2 separate regions of the Homo sapiens genome follow, and region 2 is linked to region 1. Evidence: chromatin loops called from intact Hi-C (ENCODE). Cell type or tissue: B cell. All regions are shown on one strand.

Evidence for each region. A loop is a pair of places that touch in the nucleus more often than their neighbours do. Peaks named below come from ENCODE experiments on the same cell type or tissue, not always from the same donor. Only the 100,000 strongest peaks of a DNase experiment are listed, where the experiment ranks them.
Region 2: it touches region 1 in a loop (10-fold over the local background); 3 of 110 quality-filtered maps call a loop at or near these places.

What each region holds. Positions count from the first base shown.
Region 1 is chr6:100,001,148-100,003,647 of GRCh38, reverse strand. All of the region lies in intron 2 of MCHR2-AS1 (MCHR2 antisense RNA 1), which reads right to left. Among named protein-coding and RNA genes, the nearest start is that of MCHR2, 8.2 kb to the right of the region's middle. In B cell, CTCF peaks have their summits at 1,329 and 1,538 (motif pointing left); a DNase peak (open chromatin) is centred at 1,547; H3K27me3 peaks cover 537 bases.
Region 2 is chr6:99,466,751-99,469,250 of GRCh38, reverse strand. It overlaps USP45 (ubiquitin specific peptidase 45), which reads left to right. Exons shown (of 18, transcript NM_001346022.3): 10 at 633-714; 11 at 2,488-2,500. Among named protein-coding and RNA genes, the nearest start is that of PNISR, 43 kb to the right of the region's middle. In B cell, CTCF peaks have their summits at 1,355 and 1,557 (motif pointing left); a DNase peak (open chromatin) is centred at 1,530.

The DNA of each region.
Region 1 (2,500 bases):
TTCCAGCAACACTTAAAGGGTTGTCAAAGGAGCCTGGGAAAGAATGAGCCAACACACAGAGAGGAAACATCTCTGAATGAGTAAAACAAAAACAAACAAACAAAAAAATGAAGGTATTTGTGTCCCATGTGAAAGCCTGCCAAAGAGTAACCTCTGCAAAGGAGAATTTTAATAATCAAGTAGATAGAATGACCTGTCCTGTGGATACCAGTCAGTCTCTTTCTTTCCTGCCACTTCTGTCATTGGCCAATGGGCTCATTAACAAAGTAGCCATGATGGCAGAGATGGTGGTTATGCATGAGCTCGGCAACATGGACTTCTACTCACCAAAGTCAACTTGGATATGGCCACAGTTGAGTGCCCAATCTGCCAGCAGCAGAAACCAACACTGAACACCAATATGACACCATTCCCCATGGTTATCATCCAGCTACCTGGAGGCAAGTTGATTTCACTGAACCAGTTCCATCATGGAAGGGGCAGTGTTTTGTCCATACTAAAATAGAAACTTACTTTGGATACAAACTTGCTTTTCTCACCTGCAATGCTTCTCTGCCAAAACTGTCATCTGTGGATTCACAGAATGCCTTATCCACCATCATGGTTTTCCACACAGCATTGTTTCTGATCCAGAAACTCACTTCACAGCAAAAGAGGTGCAGCAGTGAGCCCATGCCCTCACCAATGCAGGTGGACATTATCCCATTCATTGAGGGCTTGCACAGAACAAATAGGTGGACTAATGGTGAATTCACTGTCCCCGTTTGAGCTGGGGCATCTGTCTTCTCCTGCCCCTGGACATTGGAGCTCCTGGTTCTCCGGACTTAAGGAATTAGACCAGGAGTTACACCACCAGTTCTCCTGGTTCCCAGCTTGCAGATGCCAGACCGTGGGGCTTTTCAGTCTCCACAATCATTATATGAGCCAATTTCTATGATAAGTCTTTATCTATCTCTATATCTATCTAGCTCTAATCTAATCTATGTATCTACCATCTACATTCTATTCATTCTGTTTCTCAGGAGAACCCTAACACAGAAGGGTTGCAGGATGGACTATGGAACATGGAAAACAGGAAAAAAGAGAAGGGCTCAAGAGACTGTGATCTCTGAGAAAGCACACCTTTGCTGTAACAGCAAAGAGGGAGAGATAGATGTTTGTGGTCAGAGAACAGAGTTTAAGATTTATGAGGTGGAGAAGTTCAGGGTAATAACCAGTTCTGGGATAGGACCTGGATTATGTTTGACCTATGTATAATGTCAAGATAGAGATTATTAAAAGACACTGAGGAAATTGCCATTATTCACCTTTTCAGGTGTATCCTAACTGGGGGCCTAACATAATGTCATAAATTAGGGTAAGAAATGTATTTTAAAATTGTCATGTAGTCTCTTTGTCAGTAAGCAAAGTTTGCCTTAGCCCATGTGATTGACCAAAAACCACTTGTAGGTCCTAAAATTTGAATGAATAAATAGAAGTTAGGAATCACATGCCTGTGTGCAATCTAATGGCTTGAGCTGGCACTTAGTTGGCACTGCCACCAAGTGGCCAGTCGGGAGAACTGCATTTGGTGTTAGAGCTAGTTCTCAATGAGGTATTTGCCGTTCTGAGATCCGACTCTCAAGCTCTGGAGCTACCAACTCTCCAGGGAAATATTTGTGTGACAGCTTTCCAGTGAAATGTGCAATCTGTCAATCCTTTAGATGAGAAAGTACTTAAAGGATGTAGCTTGATGGATGAACTACTCTAGCATAGTCACAGTTTTTTCTCTGACAATTTGGGAAAAGGTTGTTTTCAGAATAACTGTACACTTATAAAAACAGAGACTCCAAACATTGAAAAACAGAAAAAGTAAGCATATTTGATGATACCCTTTCTATATACAGACCTGAGTCTTCAGATCCTTGCAAATTTCTCAACGGGGAAGGACATTGCAGCATGGCAGACCACATGGATATACACGGGGAAGCATCATGAGCATGGTCTGTCCATTGCCTTTTGCCTGTGTCTTGTGTAATGGAGCCATTTTTACTAAATACACGAGGACACTATGTACCTTTGAAATACATACTTGAAAGACAAAAAGGTGAAATTGGTCAGGATTGAGAAGCAAAGAGTAAACCAGTGGACCTGGTCCAATATCTCCTTGACTCTACTGTGGATCTTCATTAAAATTAGGAAAAAAAATGGTGATTGGGAGATGAATAGCTACCTTCATTTACAAAACAAATTCCACAACTATTAATATTTATTGAGTACTTACCATGGGCCAGGTAAGTACTTCCTATATAAGGTAACATCCATAGTGCTTACCATGTTCTAAGTGATGGAGACACAGTAATAAACAAAAGAGGCCAAAGTCCCTGCCCTTGTAGAGCTGACATTCCAGTAGACTGAGGTAGATATGATTACCCCTGCACCACAGATGAAGAAGCTGAAGCTCAGAAATGTAGCAAGTAATTGACCGAATGAGGTATTAGGCACTGGTGTGTTCTACAAC
Region 2 (2,500 bases), 530 kb after region 1:
AGAAATAGTTAATATAAACCTTGTCATTTACTGAGAGCTGCTGAAAACATAATCATTATTGACAACTAAGTTCAAGTAAAACCATAATTAAAATTTGGGGGATTCTTCTTGCTATGGACATTAATTGATAAATTTGGACTTTAGTTATATGTGTATATAAATGAGGTAGTCCACATAGCATAGAGATTATAGTAACCAGCTTGATAGCTTCTTAATATAGAAAGGTCTTCATAGACAATAAATTTCATATGGTCTATTTTCTTTTTTGGTCCTAATTAAGAAGTGTCATTTTAGAGAGAGGGAGAAGGAAGAAAGAGGGCAAATTAATTTATGCTAAGCAACAGGACTAGGCTGCTTGCTTTTTGTACACTGATAAAAATACATTAAATCCAAGAGAGAACCTAAATGTAAAAATTCTGACTCTTACTTGGGAAAATTTGACATTAGAGCAATCTATTCATGGAATTTGAGACCTGGAAGAAATTACATTTTTTAAAAAATTTGGTCATTTTATTTTCAAACTAGGGAACTGAAATCCACAGTGTACCTTGCTGTTTGAAAGTACTTTTATTAGGAGGATGAGGCCTGAGTTAACTATTATTAGACCAGAATCTATTAACTTTGTTTTACAGCGAATACAAGCTAGCATTCTAAAAGCATTTAACAACCCAACTACTAAAACTGCTGATGATGAAACTAGAAAAAAAGTCAAAGGTATGTTGACTCTTTGTTAAAACTTTTTTCTTTAAGAAAATATTAAAATTTTATTTTAGTTGGAAAAAGAACTGAACATTATGTGAACTAATCCACCAAAGTAGTGGCTTTAAAAGGAGGACGTAGTTGCTGCAGTGTCTGAAAAATACTTTAGTGGAACATAGAAAATGCTAGAATGTATTCATGTGAATTTATAAGAATAAAGCTATACCAAGTATACAGATTGACACCGATACCTTTATGTGAGGTCTTCTAAGGGAAACTTGAAAGGTTGTTGAAAGTAGCAACCACACTTGGAAGTTCATATGTATCATATTGTATCATTTGACATGTGTTTGGATCAATGGATTTATGGATATTTTTTAGATGTAACTAGACAAAATGTTTAAGTGCTCCAAAGACTCCTGCAAATAAACCGTTTATTGAAGAGAGTGCTGGTAAGTCAAGTGTAAGTGCACTTTGCCTACTCCTAGTGTTTGCTATTCATCCATAAAAATATGAGCCCCAAATGATGATTACCTAATCAAAGTTGGTTATTTATCATTATCAATACTATATAGGGTTTATATACCTTGCCCTAAATGTATATTCTGCATTGAGATACTAACTAATGTTAGCATGAAGTGATTTTTAGAAGACATTTAAAAATATTATTTGTATTTTTTTCTAACTTTTGTTTTTGTGGTTTTATAATGTATGTACTACAGGTCTATAATTTGCAAACATACACACATTGTTACTGTGCACTTTATTGTAATTAAGGGTTCAAGATTTTTAAAAAACGTAGCTGCTCAAATATGCCTTGTTCTTTTGTGTTGAGATAGTGCCATCTCGTGGATGTTTAGAATAACAGCCCCGTTTTTCTTCCCCCTCTTTCCAGTTTTGTACTATTTCCAATCCCTTTTAGTTTTTCTAGAAGAAATATCTTTATTATTATAGTATTTCTAAATACAATTTTAATTAATGTTTACTGATATATTCACATGTTTTCTGTCATTCAGTGCTCTAATATTTTAAATGATTTTGAATATTGTTTGTATGAAACTTGAAGATAGAGGCTCAAAAAAGAAGTTTGAAAGAGGGGTGAATAGGTTTGTTAATATACTTTTTCCTCCCATGGTTTATGATGGAAAGTTTCAAATTTTTATTAAAGTAGAGAGAATAGCATAATGCAGCCCTTTATATCTGTCACCCAACTTAAACTGCGTTCATGGTTTATGTTTAATCCATTTTCTCCCAACCTCAGGTTATTTTAAACTAAGTCATTGGCATTTTTTTAATTTATAAATATTTCCTGAGCAGAATAATTTTAACTTTTAAAAATATAACCATGTTCTTGAGTTCTTAATTACCTATGTTAATTCCTTACACTTGCCTTTTACGACTGTTATTTTCATAGCCGTGATCCTGGCATCCGTAGTCCTGATAGCATAATCTCCTTTTCCATTCTTCTGGGTACTTATTGGTTAGACATGAGGTTTTATAAGTTTTAATGGGAGTGGTTGAGGTGTGGTACGAATAGTGGTTGTTTTGTTTTACCTCTTAAGAATAGTTCATTATTTCTTGGAGACTAAAGTAGTTGATAGTCGTAAATCTGCTACAAAATTGTAAAGGAGAAAGACTTTAGAATGTTGTATGTATAGTAAAATGTATTATTAAATGTAGTACAGAATATCTTATTCAGATTACTTTTGAATAACCAGAAGATAGCCTATTATACTGCTAGATGGATGGTTGACATGTTTTTTGCATTAAAAAGTATGATTTTTACAGCATATGGAAAAGA